Linked DNA regions of Mus musculus: region 2 is linked to region 1. Evidence: chromatin loops called from intact Hi-C (ENCODE). Cell type or tissue: left cerebral cortex. All regions are shown on one strand.

Region 1 (8,000 bases):
TTCTCATGGATGCCGCATGTCCCTTCCCTACCTTCACCCAGGTGGCTATCGACTTCACTGCCTCCAATGGGGACCCAAGGAGCAGCCAGTCTCTGCACTGCCTCAGCCCCCGACAGCCCAACCACTACCTGCAGGCCTTGCGCACAGTGGGCGGTATCTGCCAGGACTATGACAGGTATGGGGTCCGGGTAGGATCAGGAAGGAAGGCTTTGCCCTGGGAGTTCCACGGCCTTTTCTTCTCTCCAGTGATAAGCGGTTCCCAGCTTTTGGCTTCGGAGCTCGAATCCCCCCAAACTTTGAGGTAGGCTGGGTCCAAGAGACAGGAGGCCTGCAGGGGAGACGTGGAGGAGACACCACTTCACTGTTCCCTTACTCTAACAGGTCTCCCATGACTTTGCTATCAACTTTGACCCAGAAAATCCTGAATGTGAAGGTAAGCTGGGAGAGCCCCACCAAGCTGCACCACCAGCCACAGGCGCTTGGACATCTCCGGCATCAGTACCACAGACTCTGCTCCCATGCGCTCAGCTCCTTGTCCTGGCCCTCCTCCCATCCAAAGCTGTCTTCATTTGGAAAGAGTTCCAGCCCTGTGACCCGGCATCTGTCCATTTACTTCTCCCAGCCCCAGGGACCATCTGACTCTCTCTCTCTCTCTTTCTCTCCCTCTCCTTAGTAAGGAGCTGGGAGCTATCAAGCCTAGAACAGAAATCACCATTCTGCTGTATCTGGAGTGCTCTCTGCCAGCTTCATCTCTTTTTCTGTGCCCACAGAGATCTCAGGGGTCATAGCCTCCTACCGCCGCTGCTTGCCTCAGATCCAGCTCTATGGTCCTACCAACGTGGCCCCTATCATCAACCGTGTGGCTGAACCAGCCCAGCGAGAGCAGAGCACCGGCCAAGCCACGGTGAGGGGGAAACACAGACAACCAGGGGCCGCCCGCCCTGCATGTCTTCAGATGGTGCCAGGGTCAGGACCCGGGTTTGGAAAGAGCATCAATGCCCTTTCATACAGAAACGTCCCATGTTCCCCCTCTGCTTGCCCTCAGAAGTATTCAGTACTGCTGGTGCTCACTGACGGTGTGGTGAGTGATATGGCAGAGACCCGAACAGCCATTGTGCGAGCCTCCCGCCTGCCCATGTCAATCATCATCGTGGGTGTGGGCAACGCTGACTTCTCTGACATGAGGCTACTGGACGGAGATGATGGTCCCCTGCGTTGCCCAAAGGGGGTACCTGCAGCCCGTGACATTGTCCAGTTTGTGCCCTTCAGGGACTTCAAGGACGTGAGTATTCCATAGTCTTTCCCAGGGCTTCTCAACAACTCGTGCCCCCAAAATCTGTCTTTCTTATCCTCCGCATGTCCTCCAAAGGTCACTGGAACCCACCATGCCCTCTGAAGTCCAGCTGCTTGCTCACTTGACCCAGCTGACCCATTCTCCTGCTCCTAACCAATCTCCTTTCCTTCCCAGGCTGCCCCCTCTGCACTAGCTAAGTGTGTCCTGGCAGAGGTGCCACGGCAGGTGGTAGAGTACTATGCCAGCCAAGGTATCAGTCCCGGGGCTCCCAGGCCCTCCACGCCAGCTATGACTCCCAGCCCTAGCCCATGACTGCCTCTCGACATAACCAACACCCCTTCAGTCTCTCAGTGAGTTCTGGGGGATACAAAAGGTGTTCAAAGCAGAGCTTCTGAATAGCCCATCTTGGCTGGCGTAATGCTGGTGGTGGTGTTTTTGCTGTCCTGCTCCTCTCAGGTGCCTGTGCTGACCTTGTGATTCCAGTGACCTGTGTCTCTGCATTTTGGACCAGTGGTGCCCTGCGGGTCCCGGAAGTGAGTGATGGGCCCTGGTCCCATCTCTCCAAGCCCGATATCCCTCAACTCTGAGGACCCTCAATAACTTCCTCCAGTGGTTGTGACTTTATGGATGTAAATAAAAGGAACCACTACCGAGTACCCCAGCCTCTACCCGTCATGCCTCAGATGTCCACTGGACAGTCCATCACTCCCACATACACCATAGACAACGGGGAGCCAACCTCTTTCCAGATCTGAACCACACCTCCCCAGCAGGCAGCTGTCTCTGCAGCCTCATCCCCAACTGTGTGCCAGTGGATCTAGGGACCCAACCCTCACCTCCCGAACCCAGGGGGGTCTAAACTCCATGTGTGTTAATGGCAGGAGATGGGGGAGGGTAATGAGGGGCTGTTGAGAGGGCAGGCTGATGCTTTCTTAGAGCTGTCTCCAGAGAGTCCCTGCTGAGTATCCCAGGGGCTGAGCCCCAGCCCCCACACAGCTGTGGGGCAGGCCACAAAGAGACTGTAGGGAAGTGAAGGGATGAAGCAGATCTGCTAATGAATTAGGAGCACGGAGAGGGTATCAGGTCTGGAAGGCCTGATTTTTTTTCTGGATGAGCCTTCATGCACCCGACCTTGCACAGATTTCAGGACATCTACTTGGGCACTCTCATGGATGACATCAGAAGCAGCAGCGAGAACTGTTCGCTAGCACACATCTGTAAATGTGTGTGCTGTGATAGCAAGTCATAACACAATCTCTCTGGTTTTCAAGCAGAATGAGGAAGGCTTGATTTTTTTTTTTTTAACTCTCCGAGGTCAGAAAAGAGCCAGCGCTGGAGCTGCCTAGCCAGAACACCACAGTCTTCATCACTCTGGCATGAAACCTTTGCTTGTGCGAATACATAGGGCCTAGATGTGCCAGCTGGAGACCAGGCATATGTGTACTGAGGTCCGGTTGGTGGGCATTAGTGTCTGAGAAGAGGGTCTCTGCTGTTGCATACCATGCACATAAGAAAGGGGTGCAAGAAAATCAATGGGACCAGACTGAAGCTCAGAAGGACAGAGGAGGACACAACAGAAACTCAGAGTGAGGGAAAGGAGGGTGTTATGCCTGTGATTCCCGCACTCAGAAAGTGAAAGAATGGCCAGGCATAGTGGTGGTATACACCTTTAATCCCAGCAGACGAGGCAGAGGTAGATAGATCTCTATGGGTTCAAGGTCAGCCTGATCTACAAGTGAGTTCCAGACCAGCGAGGACTATACAGTGGGGCCCTGTCACAAAAATAAAAAATAAAATTTAAAATAAAAAAAAAAAAGGATCCCGAATTGGAGGGTAGCCTGGGCTACAGAACAGAAAAGAAGAGAGGACACAAAGCACGGAAGAAGAGCTGAGATCCTGGCTGGCTCACTCTGTCCCAGCCTCTCCTTTCAGTGAAGGATGTAAAAGAGGAAGATGCTGTGTGTCCTCATTGAGAAGAACCCAGAGCAGAGAGAAAGGTCACTGGTCAAAGAGAGAGAAGGGAGAGAAAAGTACAGGGGGCTAGAGCGAAGGACTCCTGTTCCGTTCTCCTGCGAGAAGGATGAGCTAGGCCAGCGGGTGGGGGGGGGGGGGGACAAGAAATGTGATGGGAAGAGAAGAGACAGCTGGTCAGGGGGTGGGGAGTGGGGGCAGAAAGGAAGAAAGACATATGGGAGCCACTTCCCCCACACAGGACTGCTTCTCCCATTTATTATGCCCCTTAGAGGACAGATGACAGTAGCTGATGAGGTGGCTACTCCCAACTCAAAGCTTCTGCTCTGCCCAAAGGCCCTCCCCATATGTTGCTGAACTGGAGGGCTGGGTTACCATGGCAACTGTGAGACCTGGAGGACAGCTACAGACAGGCCTAGCTAGGGCCACTGCTGCTCCTGGGTGGTTTGGGTTGTGGTAGTGGCGGTGGTGGGTGGGAAGGCTCCATCTGGACCGTTCCTCCACCTCCTCCAATCCACTTGCATTGGTCTTCTAGAACTGAGATGTGCACTGCTCGGCTCCAAAAAGGGTCTCTTTCTGCACAGATTAGGCAAACAATCAACTGCTGAGCTACAACAGTAGACCCGTTCCGCCCCCCCCCCAAAAAAAAACAACTTCTTCTCCCCCTTCCTCCCCATCTCTCTCTCTCAGCAAACACACAAAACAGTTACCCAACACAGTGATATAGAATTACCTCTTTTTAAATTGCAAGGACACTGAGCCAATAACATTAGTTTTTCTTGAACTTGAGGTTTAATTCACAAAAAGTCACAGTCTCTCGGCTCCCTGTTATCCTGTGAGGTCTCACTTCAGCTCTGAGAGGCAGGAGGTAGCAAGGGCACCTTCTGCAGTTTGGAGGCCAGCGAAGCCTAGAGGGGGCCACTTAGGCAGTACAAGTGAGCGTCCCCAGAGCAGGCATGCTGTGTATCTATTGCCTAAGCTACAGCCTGGAAGATGAGACAGAACAGGATGTCCCTTTGGTACAGTCCTCTTGGGCCCTCTTGAGGAGACCATTAGACCTGCCAAAACTAAAACAGTGTCGGAAGTCATCCAGTTCAAATGAGAGAAACCTTGTGACAATTGCTTTGCTTAAGGTGACAGACATACAGCCTGTGTGACACAGTTGAGACTACTGCCCAGGTCGTCAGGCTCCCATCCAGGGCACTTGTTCTGCTGCTTTGGACTCTAAAGGCCACTGGGTTGAGCAGAGAAGAACATTTTGAGTTGACCTATTACTGTTTGTTTAGGGAAATTGAAATCCTGACAGTCCAGTAGTCGTAAAATGGAGAGTCCAAAGATTCGGTGAAAATGCAGCTTCATTGTTAATTACAGCATTAATGCACTACAGATTGAAAACCTTGAATTAAGAACTATATGGATAGGAGGGAAGCTGCACCCTCCTTCTCCTCCTCCTCCTCCCCTCCTCCTCCTCCTCCTCCTCCTCCTCCTCCTCCTCCTCTTCCTCCTCCCATTCAGCATGCCACCTGCCCATCCTCCACACCTCCACCCTCAGTACAGGCACTAGCTCCTACAGAATTCAGTGCCCTACTAAATCATGAAGAGTCGTGACCTGCAAAAGGGAAGGGAACTCATCTCCAGCAAAGGACCAGCATCTAACCTCTAGCATGCCACGATGCTCAGAAGTTTGGGGATATTTGTATAGACATACACAAAACCACAGGTAGCGATTTGGTTAGTGGTACTACCTCTCCTGTATAGCGCCATCTACCCAGCCACCTCCAAACCGCCACACCCCCTGCCCTAGAGGCTCAGAGGAAGAGGTGTGTGTGGTCGTCGGACCCAGGGCCGCCGGAGGTCAGCCGGTCACAGCGGGCCTTATAGAGGTCGCGCTCGCGAGCCAGGCGTGCCACCTCGGCCCGCAGGGCATCCAGCTGGGCGGCCAGGCGAGCGCGCTCTGCCTCCAGCCCGCGCCGCTGTTGCAGCCGCTTGGAGCGACAAGCCTGAGCGTAGCCGCGGTTCTTGAGCGTGCGGCGCCTCTGCTTCAGCCGCAGAGCCTCGTCGCGCCCGCAGCCCCGCAGCTGCCGGTTCAACTCGCGCACAGACATCGAGACCAGCGCGGCGTCCGAAAATCTCTCGGGCAGCTGCGGAGGAAGAGTGCAGGGACCAGATTGGTACGGGTGTCACCCGGCTACACACTCGGGTCCCCATGACAGTCAAGGAGCCCTTAATAAAGCCCTCTAGGCTCCACCCTCACCTGCTGTATACTGTTCTTCCTGCAAACCTCACCCCAGATTCTATCACACCTGGACCATGGGGCTACGCTGCCACCCCCGTCCTCCATCCCCCATCCCCAAGGCTTCCACGTCCCTTGGTCCTTCTGCAAGTGTCACAGTGTGGGCTCCGCCCCTCCCCTCTCTGGCAAACCAATCATGCCTCTGGACGCTGCGTACCCTTCAGTTGTCTGCAGTGTCCCGGGAGTAACCGCGCCCAGACAGATCCCGCCCTTGCCACACACGTTTCCTTGTCCTGAACACCACAACCCAGTGACCCTCAAGGATTTGGATTACATCCTAAAGCCCTCAACACCCCCATCTGTGTCTATAATTAATAGGATGAGTCCCAATCCCATCTGAGAAGGTTAGGCGCTGGGGAAGACTCAGAGCCTTGAAAAAGCCAACGTCAACCACAGCCTTTACCCAGTTAGGTTCCAAACATCGTTTATCTATTTGCTTCCACAAAATCGCTCACACCACCACCACCACCACGCTCTTATATTCTAAACCCCTTTCCCTCTGAAGCCCTTTCGAAACTTGTTTTGTTTTGGTTTATTTTTTGACCTGATCTCACTACGTAGTCATGGCTAGCCAGCCAGGAACACTATTTAGACAAGGCTGAACTCACAGAAACCTTCCTGCGTCGGCCTCCCAAATGCTGGGATTAAAGCCCTGAACCACAGCTCTCCACTCCTTCCTAATCTTGTCTCTCTGTCCTCCATGATTCAACCATTTCCTACCATTCTGAAAAAGCGATCTAGCCAGGCAGTGATGGCGCATGCCTTTAATCCCAGCACTCGGGAGGCAGAGGCAGGCGAATTTCTGAGGTTGAGGCCAGCCTGGTCTACAGAGTAAATTCCAGGACAGCCAGGACTACACGGAGAAACCCTGTCTGAAAAAAGAAAAAGAAAAAAATAAAAGAAAAGGCGATCTAGTTTCTCTGATTTTTCTCAAGGACCTTGTTCTGTCTCTTTCCAGTTCATAATTCTCTCCAGGACTTATCCTTCCTCTTTTGGCTGGCCTCCTTCCTTAGGGTCTCCCTCCCCTCAGACTAACCTGGTCACTCACCTGGACATGCTGGGCTCCTGTCTCTCCCGGGCTCCCTGAATAGTAGCCAAGAGGCCCTTCCATAGAGACAGGACCCTGGTTCTGCAGCAGCTCCACAGCTTCGTCGGGACTCAGCCCGAGAACCTCATCCGACCCCAGCTGCTGCTGCAGGGTGGCCAGCCAATATAGCTCCTCCAGGCCTGGCCTAGGGGCCTCGCCACCACCCACCATGCCTGGCTCACTGAAGGTGGGTGAAGGAGGCACCGAGCTGTATGGTGTGGAGCCCAACGAGGCTGTGGGGACTCCAGATCGGCCCTCAGAAGGCTCCCGCTTTATTTCGAACTTCATCAAATCAAAGTCATTAACATATTCCATAGCCAAGGGACTGGGAGGGAAAGCCATTCTGGGACTGAGCAGAGAGAGGTGTTCCTGCAAGAAAGAGGGAAGGTGTAGAACACTGAGAGGCTGTCTGCCATCCTTCCCACCCCTTTCACTGTAACCCCACCCCCACCCACACCTCCCCAGGACCCAATTTCCCTGGAACTAGTGATCTGGGATTCCAGAGTACAGATCCAGCCCCTCTTCCCTGAACAGCTACTTCCAGGCAGTTCCTAACAGGCAACAAGAAACTGAAGATCTGAAGGACAGAATGACAACACAGCCTTTGGTGTGTTGACAGTACCCTTTGGTGCCTCTGGGATTCATGAAAAACAACAACAACATGGTAGTGCTCCCGACCCTGGTGCTGGGACACGCTGAGAAGCTCTGTCATCTCCAGAGGCACCATTCCATCTACAAGCAATTAAAGTTTCTGCTTAATTAACTCTGTGTGTGTGTGCGTTTGCGTGTGTGTGTTAGGACGATGGAAAGACACTGTGCTGTGAATTTTAGGATGTAAGGTAGTTGTGCTGCTATTGTTATCTCTCAAAGCCTTCAGGGGAGTGTCAGCTACTCATTTGCTCTATGGGTTAGTCATAGACAAATCTCTTCTAAAGAGACTTTCCATGGGAAAAGAAAGGTTCTAGGAAGACCAGGACCAATGGCCTCTCTTCTTGGGGACAGTCTCTCCAATGAGAGAGCATGAAGACAGACCGTCTTTGTTTTAGAACCTGTTGTGTTAAGCGAGTCTGAGCAGATGATCTTGGCTATCTGGTCCTTCTGTTCACTGTGGGCTTTCAAACTCCCCCCAAAGAGTGTTCTGTGGAAGACCAATTCTGAGAAGTACCCTAAAAGGAGAGGTCTATACCCACAATTTTAGTAAAGGCTGCCTCTCAGCCCCATCTTTTGCAGAGACACAAGCTCAAAAGTATATCACCCCCAAGAAGCCCTCAAGTAAACCATGATTCAACAGAGTGTGCTAAATCTATGACACTGAGGAACTCTCTTTCCAGCCAAGGAACACCTTGAGCGTTCAC
Region 2 (8,000 bases), 400 kb before region 1:
CACTTAGACCAGTCTAGATTTCCTGGAAGGAAAAGTTTTCATCTTGCTTTTGTTTGGCTTCTGTTATCACATTCTTCTCCTCTGTTCCTGTCCCTGCCTCCCCCAACTCCAACACATCTCTGAGATCTACAAGTCCCTCTTTCTCAAACTCACATAGACTAGACTGGCTTCAAACGCACTATGTAGCCAAGACTCCTTTTTTTTTTTTTTGCCTCTATTTTCCAAGTGTTGGGGCTAAAGGCGAGCTGCTATGTCCAGCTTAGAGCTGGAATAAGAGAAGTGCTCTCTCCTCTCTCTCTCTCTCTGTCTCTCTCTCTGGCTCTCTCTCTGTCTCTCTCTCTCCATATGATTCCCTTCCCTACCAGTGCATGCCCTGACACCCAGTGTAGATGTTAGCTTCTCACATTACACCTGTGTAGAGCCTCAGCCTCCTTCTGTGCCCCGCTTTTTTTCCTAGCCTGCTCCCTGTGCTCAGTTCACTTTAAAGGATGCTTGTCCTTGCTCCATTACCGTTTCTCAGTTCTTTTTTTTTTCAGATGCTTCCTCAATCCTCCTCCCGTTTCAACACCCTCTGCTATTAGGTGGTTTAGAATCATCCAATTGCTTTTATAATCCAGACTGAAGTCAGGCACAAAGGAGCAGAAACAATCAGGTGCATTTGCTATGGTCTGACTGGATTAAGACTCATGGCTCCTTTTGGACATGGGCTTTTTTTTTTTTTTAAATCCATTTAAGAAAGGCAGTTTGTAACTGGTGGTTGGTGAGATCCACTGTAATTTTTGGTGAACTTCCTATTGTATACCTTGGACATATGGACAGCCCTCTTCCTTCATAGCTGGTGTGTTAAGTGCTTTAAAGCTTACTTGGCGGGACATCAGATAACCCTGTTGTACTAAGGGTTTTTATAACGTTTATGACTAACCCTGACCTGGAATTGAGCTGGGTTCTGAACAGATCTGAGCTTCACTCTTCGGTTGCACTGAGTTCTGTTGATGGCCACAAAAGCCTGTGGCTTTAGACATTGAGGATGTGGATTATTAAGTCTAAGCAGTAGATTTGGTATGTGCTCAGGCATCAGGCTGGACTCAAGCTACCTGGTGGATGCACCTGCTGCTGAGGCTCTGCTGTTTCCATGGCAGCCAACAGCCAATCAGGGTTGCCAAGCCTGTTGCTGGGGAGACCAGCCAGCATCTTCTTCCCACTGCCTGATCTTCTAGTTAGTGAGATCAGTATTCCCCCCACCCCCTGCACATGCCTCCACCCTATCTAGCCCAAAACGTTCCATGATGCTCTGATCTCCCTCTGCCCTGGCTTAAGGCCTAGATTCTAGGATCCATACAGCCAGACACAACTACAGACACATTCTCTGGCCCAGTCATCTACTCAGGATTTGACATGGTCATACTTAAGCATATTCACACATGGGCACGTATACAACAACTTGCCCATCGTGCAAGTTCTTGACTCATATTTAGGCCTATCCTCATGCCCTCTGAAGTACCCTCAACCCTCATTACCTCACTAAAGAGCACAATACGTAAACATTCAAATGTGTGAATTCCATAAAGCAAGGGTCCTTGACTCTCATTCCAAACCAATTTTGGCTATTTTTAGATCTGTGCTATCTCACAGAACTATTACGCACTTAAAATGTGGCTGCTCTCAACCAGAAATGATATAAGTGAAAAAACTACATGCAACATTTTAAAGAATCCAGAAGGAATGCAAATTACATTGCTGTTTGAAAGGATAAAAATTTTGGAAATATGGCTTAAATAATAATATGTTATTAAAAATCATTTTACTTGTTACTTAAATTTTTTTCCTGATACAGGGTTTCTCTGTGTAGTCCTTGCTATCTTGAAAGTAGCCCTGAAGACTAGGCTGGCCTCGAACTCAAGAGATCTGCTTGCCTCTGCCTCCTGAATGCTGGGATTAAAGGCGTGTGCCACCGCGCCGGGCCCCACACCTGTCTTGTAGTCTTTCTGGACTTTACTGCTTTAGCTAACAAGACTCTGATGCGTGGAAATGTAATCTTATTTACTGAAAGACAAATCTTCTTTAGAGGCAAGACTCCTCCCTTCAGATCTGAGTAAAAGAAGCCAGAGCAGGCAAAGTGGGTAGAGAATAGATTTCAGCTGTAAAAACCAGACCTCCTCAAAAGCTAGAAATAGACTACAGCCAAGGCTGAAATAAAGTCAGGCTGGAAACTAGTGAGGAAAGGTCTATAGTGTTTTGTCCAGGATGGAAGCTAGTAGTCTGAGGCCTGAAGGCTGAATGAGCTAAGCAAGAAGACCAGGGCAACCAAGAGGTTTCAGGGCCTGTACAAAGCAGCGTTCACTGTGCCAGTCACGCACCAAGGAGTCTATAGGTGCACATATTCACACAATAGACTGTGGCATTGTCTTACTACCCCGCCCCCCGCCCCAACACTCAGCCACCCACGGTTACACCCACACCCACCTATAGCCTCAGTTTTAAACACCCTCAGTCCTAGGGCTACAACTATCTGGACACAGGCCTGCTCATGTTTCCCCAATAGGCTGTAGAGCTTGGGTCTTGGTTCTCTCTTAAGTGTGGTTAGTACCCAGAGGAACCTCTCCTCTCAACCCAAGTTGGATCTGTGCACCAGATGCCCACCTGGCAGCCGCAATTTCCTGGCGCTGGCGGGCAGCACTCACAGCTCGACGGGCACCTTCGACAGCCCTGTCCACTTTCTCCTTGACTTTGCCCCGTCTAAGGGCCAGAGGCAGGAGGCTGCGGACACGTCCCCCGTGTACCAGCCGGTTACGCTTGTACTTGCCCTCCTCACGGGAGCCATCGGGCCGGGTGGTGCGCCCGTATCCGTGGCGTCGGTTGCCCAGCCACTCGCCTTCGTAGCGCAGCCCGTTGGATCTCTGGCTCACTCCATAGCCACTGCGCCGGTCCGCACGCCACTCACCGGCGTACACCTCAGTGGCTGAGCCCTCGATGAGGGCAGGTGGAGCTGGGATTGGGGGCCCGCTGGCCTCGGAGCCCGGGGGTCCTGTACTGCCCACTTCGCTGCTCACCTCGCTGCGTAGAGATCCCCTCTTGCTGCCCAGGGAGCTGCGGCGCCCACCAGCCCGGAGCCCGCTGAGCAGCAGTGAACGGCGGAAGAATCCACCTGCTGCTGGGGTGCGCTTACGGGAAGACGCCCCGTCGGCGTCCCCTGGCCCCGCCAGCACGAAGCCGCCTCGGGAGCCGGAGGCTGGGCTGCCTCCTTCATCTCCTGGTAGGGGTAGGGGTGGAGGCGGCGTCGGGGGGTCGCTGTGGCCGGAGTCCAGGGAGGTGCGGCGGGGTGAGCGCAGAAGCGCCGCCTGGTGGTAGGGTACACTTTGGCGCACCCCGTAGCCGTGGCGTTTCCCGGCTTGCCACTGGCCTTGGTAAGTGCCTGTGGGTGTATAGGAGTGAAAGAGTCAGAACATTTCAGTGGGCTCCCAAACCCACTAATTCGTAGCCCCAAAGCCCTTGGAAGCTCAAGTGACAGGTGGAAGCAGGGAGTGCGGAGGTCTGGGAAAGAACAGGCCAGGCTTCGTTGGAAGGTGTGGAAGAGCAGATGAAAACAACTAGAGTAGCATAAACACGTGGATTTTGGCAATGTCAGTGGACTGGGGAAAGGCAGAGAAACGGGCAGGCTGGAGTATATGAAGGACAGGTGGCTCAGAGACCGTGATGCTCAAGCTGACAGGTGGCAGTGTGTAAAAAAGGCACGTGACAGGCAAGCAGGACAGCAGGCTACAAGCTGACTTGAAGATTACAGGTTAAGTGGCGAGGGGTCAGGCAGGTGGAAAGGGCAGGCAGGTTGGAATGAGAGAGAAGCAGGAAGAAAAACTGTCAAATGAGTTTGTTATGAGTATGGTGGTGGTGGTTGTGGTGGTGGGAGAGGCAGGAAGATGGAGGTTGGGGTCCTGAGCTGGGGGATGGTGTGAGGGACGGACGGCAATACTGGAAACAGAAGGCTGGCGCACCGCACGCATATGGCTGGGGAAGGAGGATGGAGGATGGGAATAGCAGGGCGTGGAAGGCGGAAGGCTGGGGAAGCACACGCGCCCCAGGCCGACGGGAGGCGCACGCGGACGGGCAGACAGTAGTGGGCCGGGCCCCGCACCTCCATCCGAGTAGGTCTCGGTGCCGTAGCCGTCCTGGAAGCCGTCCTTCCAGAGCCCGGCGTAGCGCAGGCCGGACACGCTCTCCCATACGCCGCTGCGCCCCTTCAGCCCGCCCAGCCACTCGCCGCGGTAGGTCCAGCGGCTCTTGCGCTCCACGCCCAGCCCTTCGCGCTTGCCCTGCTGCCAGTGGCCCTGGTAACTGTGTCCGCCGGGCCCCGTGAAGACACCCAGCGACTCGAAGCCGTGAGCCCAGCAGCCGCTGTACTCTCCCTGGGCGCCGGGCCCGGTGCACACGCCGTAGCCATGTGCCCGCCCCGCCTCCCAGCCCCCCACGTAGCAGCCCCCGTCGTCAAAGTCGAACTTGCCCCCGGGGGACATGCATGTAGTTGGCGCGGCCTCAGCCCCCCGGCAGCTCAGCGCATCATGGGGCTGGAGAGCCGGCTGGGGGCCTGGGGGCCGGGCGAGGCTTGGGGGCGGGGGCAGTTAGACCGGGGCTGGGCGGAGGGGCCCCAGCGCGGGCAGGCAGGGCCGGACCCTCATCCTGAGTGGCTGCGGAGAAAGAGGGGTGCAAGTGGAGAGCGAGGCAAGTGGAAAGCGAGGTCCCCTTCTTTGCCAGCCGCTCCCCTGCCGGTAGCTTTAGGGCATCAGCACCGCCCTCCAGCCCTCCTCCCATCCCCCCTAGGCAGCATCTTTTAGCAGCTCCCAAGCGGTGAGGGCAAGGGGGCTTTCCCATCCCTCCCAACTTGTAGAGGGCGCCTCCCGGGACTTGGGGTCCCAGCGCTGATCCCGAGTCCTACTTTTCCAACCCAGAACCCCAGAGTGTGGAGCGTGGATGGCAGTTGGAGGTGGGGGACCTGGGAGGGGCCAGGGCAGGGTCTTCCGACACCTGCTTTCCTGGCGATTTGGACCCCTCTGCCTGGATTCTTTGGCTCCGCTAGCAAACCCGGGTGCGGGGGAGGCAAGGGGGTAAAAATGTAGCTAGCTAGAAAGCCGGCCCCAGGTGGGCCGATGGTAGAATGGGGATGTTGGGGGTGGGGTGGGGGATGAGGGTAGGGATGGGCAGACTGGCGAAAGGGAGGGGACAGGTTACTCACCATGTGTGCTGGGGCTCAGGCTGCCTCCCAGGCGCAGTTTCCATGGCAGGGTCCCTCCACTCACACCTCACCAGGACAAGCCAAGCCCCCTTCCCTTCCGGAGAGACTGCTACAACCCAGAGAAGGAAGGTGGGGGAGCTATGGGAGAGTCCCTTTTCCTCGGCTGAAGGTGCAGGCTAGTGTGGGGGGTGAGGTAGTGGCAGGGTGGAGGGGATGAGAATAAGTGTAGGGGGAAAAAAATCTGTCTTGAACGGAGACAGCGAAGAGGAGCTGGGGGCTGGATGGGAAAGGGGAGGGGGCTATCAAGAAGGGGTGTTTTTATTTTTTTCTTCTTATGGTTGGGAGAGGAAAAAAAAAATCAAAATTCCAATTCCATCCCAGCACAAATCAATGTTTGCTCCAAACCCAGCATCAAGGGGGAGGCTGGGCCAGGCAGATTTAAAGGGGCAGAGAGAAGCGGAGAGGAGAGGGTGGGGAGAGAGTCAGTGGCAGTGGGGGTGGTGCGAGGATGCTCAGGCAGAAAAAAAGGGGGTTCGCTACCCCTGAGGTGAGGGAGAAGGCAGGCGGAGAGGAGAATGGAAGGCTCAGAGACCCCCACGGTGGAAAGAAACCGTGGCATGCAGGCAGGGAGTGGAGTGAGGTGGAGGGAGGGGAGGGGAGAGGAGCTAGGGGGAGGAGTCTTAAGATGGGGAGGCAGGGGGAGGCCAGAGCCAGGCGGGGGAGGAGAGATGCTGGGGAGACCGGGAGTGCGAGAGGAATACAAAGAATGAGGTGCAGGGGTGAGAGCTATGGCAGGGGGAGATATAGCCGGCATGGGAGATGGCGAGGGAGACCCATTCCAGGACTCTTGAGAGATAGCTAGGGAGAGAAGTCAAGGGTGGAGGGAAGGAGGGGAGCAGAATCACATAGGGAGAAGAAGAGAGCGAAATAAGGCTCGCGACGAGCGGGAGAAAGCTCTGCAGAGAAAGGGCAGGCATGAGAATAGAAATCCCGGCAGGAAGAGCCCACATGGAGACAGGAGGTCCGGAAGTGGTGTTTATGAGGACCCTGGGGAGAGGGATGAACCTGCCAGCTGCTTGGCCGGAAGCCAGGAGGCATTTGAACGTGGATACCTCTGCCCATTCAGCTCAAACTCCTCCACCAGACAGCGCCCACCCTGTCACAGTTTTAGAGGTAGCTTGAGATGGGGCCCTGTCTGGAGGCCCCACTAAGCTAATGCACACAATATTCCGCGGACACCAACAGTTTGTCTAGGATGGGCCCTCTGAAGGGAGTGTTGGTATGTTCATTAAGGGGGCTCAAATTTGAGGAGGCCACCAAGATCTTAGGGCTCTGGAGTCTTCTCTTTCACAACACAGCAAATTACACAAGTTTGCTTGAGCAGGCTTTTGCTGTGGCCCCTTAAGCCCATCATCGACCTCTTCGAGTCCACTCTCCAGATTGACAGCACAAGTAGACCACACAGGTATTCACGTACTGCATTCCCTCCCTTCTCAGCTTCCTCTGGCCTGCCCCTGCGTGTTTACAGGGAAGGAGGCACCAGTGTGCTCAATTGCCTTTCTTTCCCCATAGGACCTAGTCCCCGCTGCCCACCCCTCATCCCCACACCTGATTTAAAGAGATCCAGAGCCCCGAGGGGGAAGTCATTCACCAAGGGGCACACTGGCAAAGTTGGCAAAGCTAGAAGTAGAACACTAAACGCAGACTTTTATTTTTGTTGGTGTTGGGAACGGAATTCTGGTTCTTGGGATAAAGCGCGTGCTCTATCACTGGGCTCTAGCTGGCAGCTTGGTGTCTTTCGAGCCCTTCAGTTCTTCCAGATGTCTGTGCTTGGGAGCATCCCCTAAAGTCAGGGTTACATTGGGTACTTTGGTAAAATAAAGAGTATGAAGATCGAAATAAACAGGGATTTCTCTTGTACACACACACACAGGCACATGTGTGTGCATACTACACACTATGTATATATTAGTGGGGTGGTGGTGTGTGCATGTGTCAGAGAGAGAGAGAGAGAGAGAGAGAGAGAGAGAGAGAGAGAGAGATATCAGAGGAAGTCCTTGTCTTCTGTCTTGTTGAGATAGCTCTTGTCTCCTCTGTGTAATGTACTCCAGGCTAGTTGGCCTGATCCTCTTGTGGACTCCCATCTTTCCTTAGGAGTGCTAGGCTTAGATGTGGGCCACTGCATCTGGCTTCTCACCTAGGATCCATGGATTGAGCTCAGGCTGTAGGCTTGTGTGTCTGCTGAGCTATATCCCTAAATCACATTGTGTTTTTCTAGAAGTTTCTCCAGGGCAGAGACTACTCTTTTTTTTTTTTTTTTTTTTAAAACAGGGTCTCATTATGTTCCCCAGGCTCCTCCTTCATCCTCCCCGAGTGCTGGGATTACAGGCACAGCCACCTTAACATCATACTCAGCAGGGAACCACATATTTAAAGCACTTTTGAGAACAAAGCAGGGTAGCCATCAGGTACTGGGGATGTGTAGCTTAGTAGGAGAGCATGTGCCTAGGATGTGCAAGGCCCCCAGTTCAATCTCCAGTACCAAAACCAACCATCACCAACAAAAATCCCAGAGTCCATTTGGGGTCCACTTAATACAGGATAGTTGGTTCATATATTCATTCATTCATTTCTCATTAGACATCTACATCTTTACTGGTGAAGTCCTGAGAAAGTCTTGTAATATATGGGACACACAGCCCTGGCTGTGCTCCTCCCCCATTTCTCTGAGGGAGCTAGCCTTTTGGCCTGTCCCTAATGGTTGCTACAGTCATCT

Evidence for each region. A loop is a pair of places that touch in the nucleus more often than their neighbours do. Peaks named below come from ENCODE experiments on the same cell type or tissue, not always from the same donor. Only the 100,000 strongest peaks of a DNase experiment are listed, where the experiment ranks them.
Region 2: it touches region 1 in a loop (2.5-fold over the local background); 2 of 42 quality-filtered maps call a loop at or near these places.

The regions. Positions count from the first base shown.
Region 1 is chr14:55,515,482-55,523,481 of GRCm38, forward strand. It overlaps Cpne6 (copine VI), which reads left to right. Exons shown (of 17, transcript NM_001360193.1): 11 at 42-175; 12 at 247-301; 13 at 382-433; 14 at 771-904; 15 at 1,046-1,282; 16 at 1,469-1,644; 17 at 1,751-1,954. The coding sequence ends at 1,606. It overlaps Nrl (neural retina leucine zipper gene), which reads right to left. Exons shown (of 3, transcript NM_008736.3): 2 at 6,607-7,014; 3 at 3,497-5,406. The coding sequence starts at 6,987. The coding sequence ends at 5,074. Among named protein-coding and RNA genes, the nearest start is that of Nrl, 4.8 kb to the right of the region's middle. In left cerebral cortex, CTCF peaks have their summits at 4,305, 5,105 and 5,309; DNase peaks (open chromatin) are centred at 3,633, 4,297, 5,066, 5,241 and 2 more places; H3K4me3 peaks cover 795 bases; H3K27ac peaks cover 2,201 bases.
Region 2 is chr14:55,110,767-55,118,766 of GRCm38, forward strand. It overlaps Jph4 (junctophilin 4), which reads right to left and starts at 6,169. Exons shown (of 6, transcript NM_177049.5): 1 at 5,225-6,169; 2 at 4,130-4,679; 3 at 2,641-3,412. The coding sequence starts at 4,508. In left cerebral cortex, CTCF peaks have their summits at 3,353 (motif pointing left), 4,085 and 4,746; DNase peaks (open chromatin) are centred at 577, 1,167, 2,123, 2,915 and 7 more places; H3K4me3 peaks cover 4,503 bases; H3K27ac peaks cover 7,697 bases.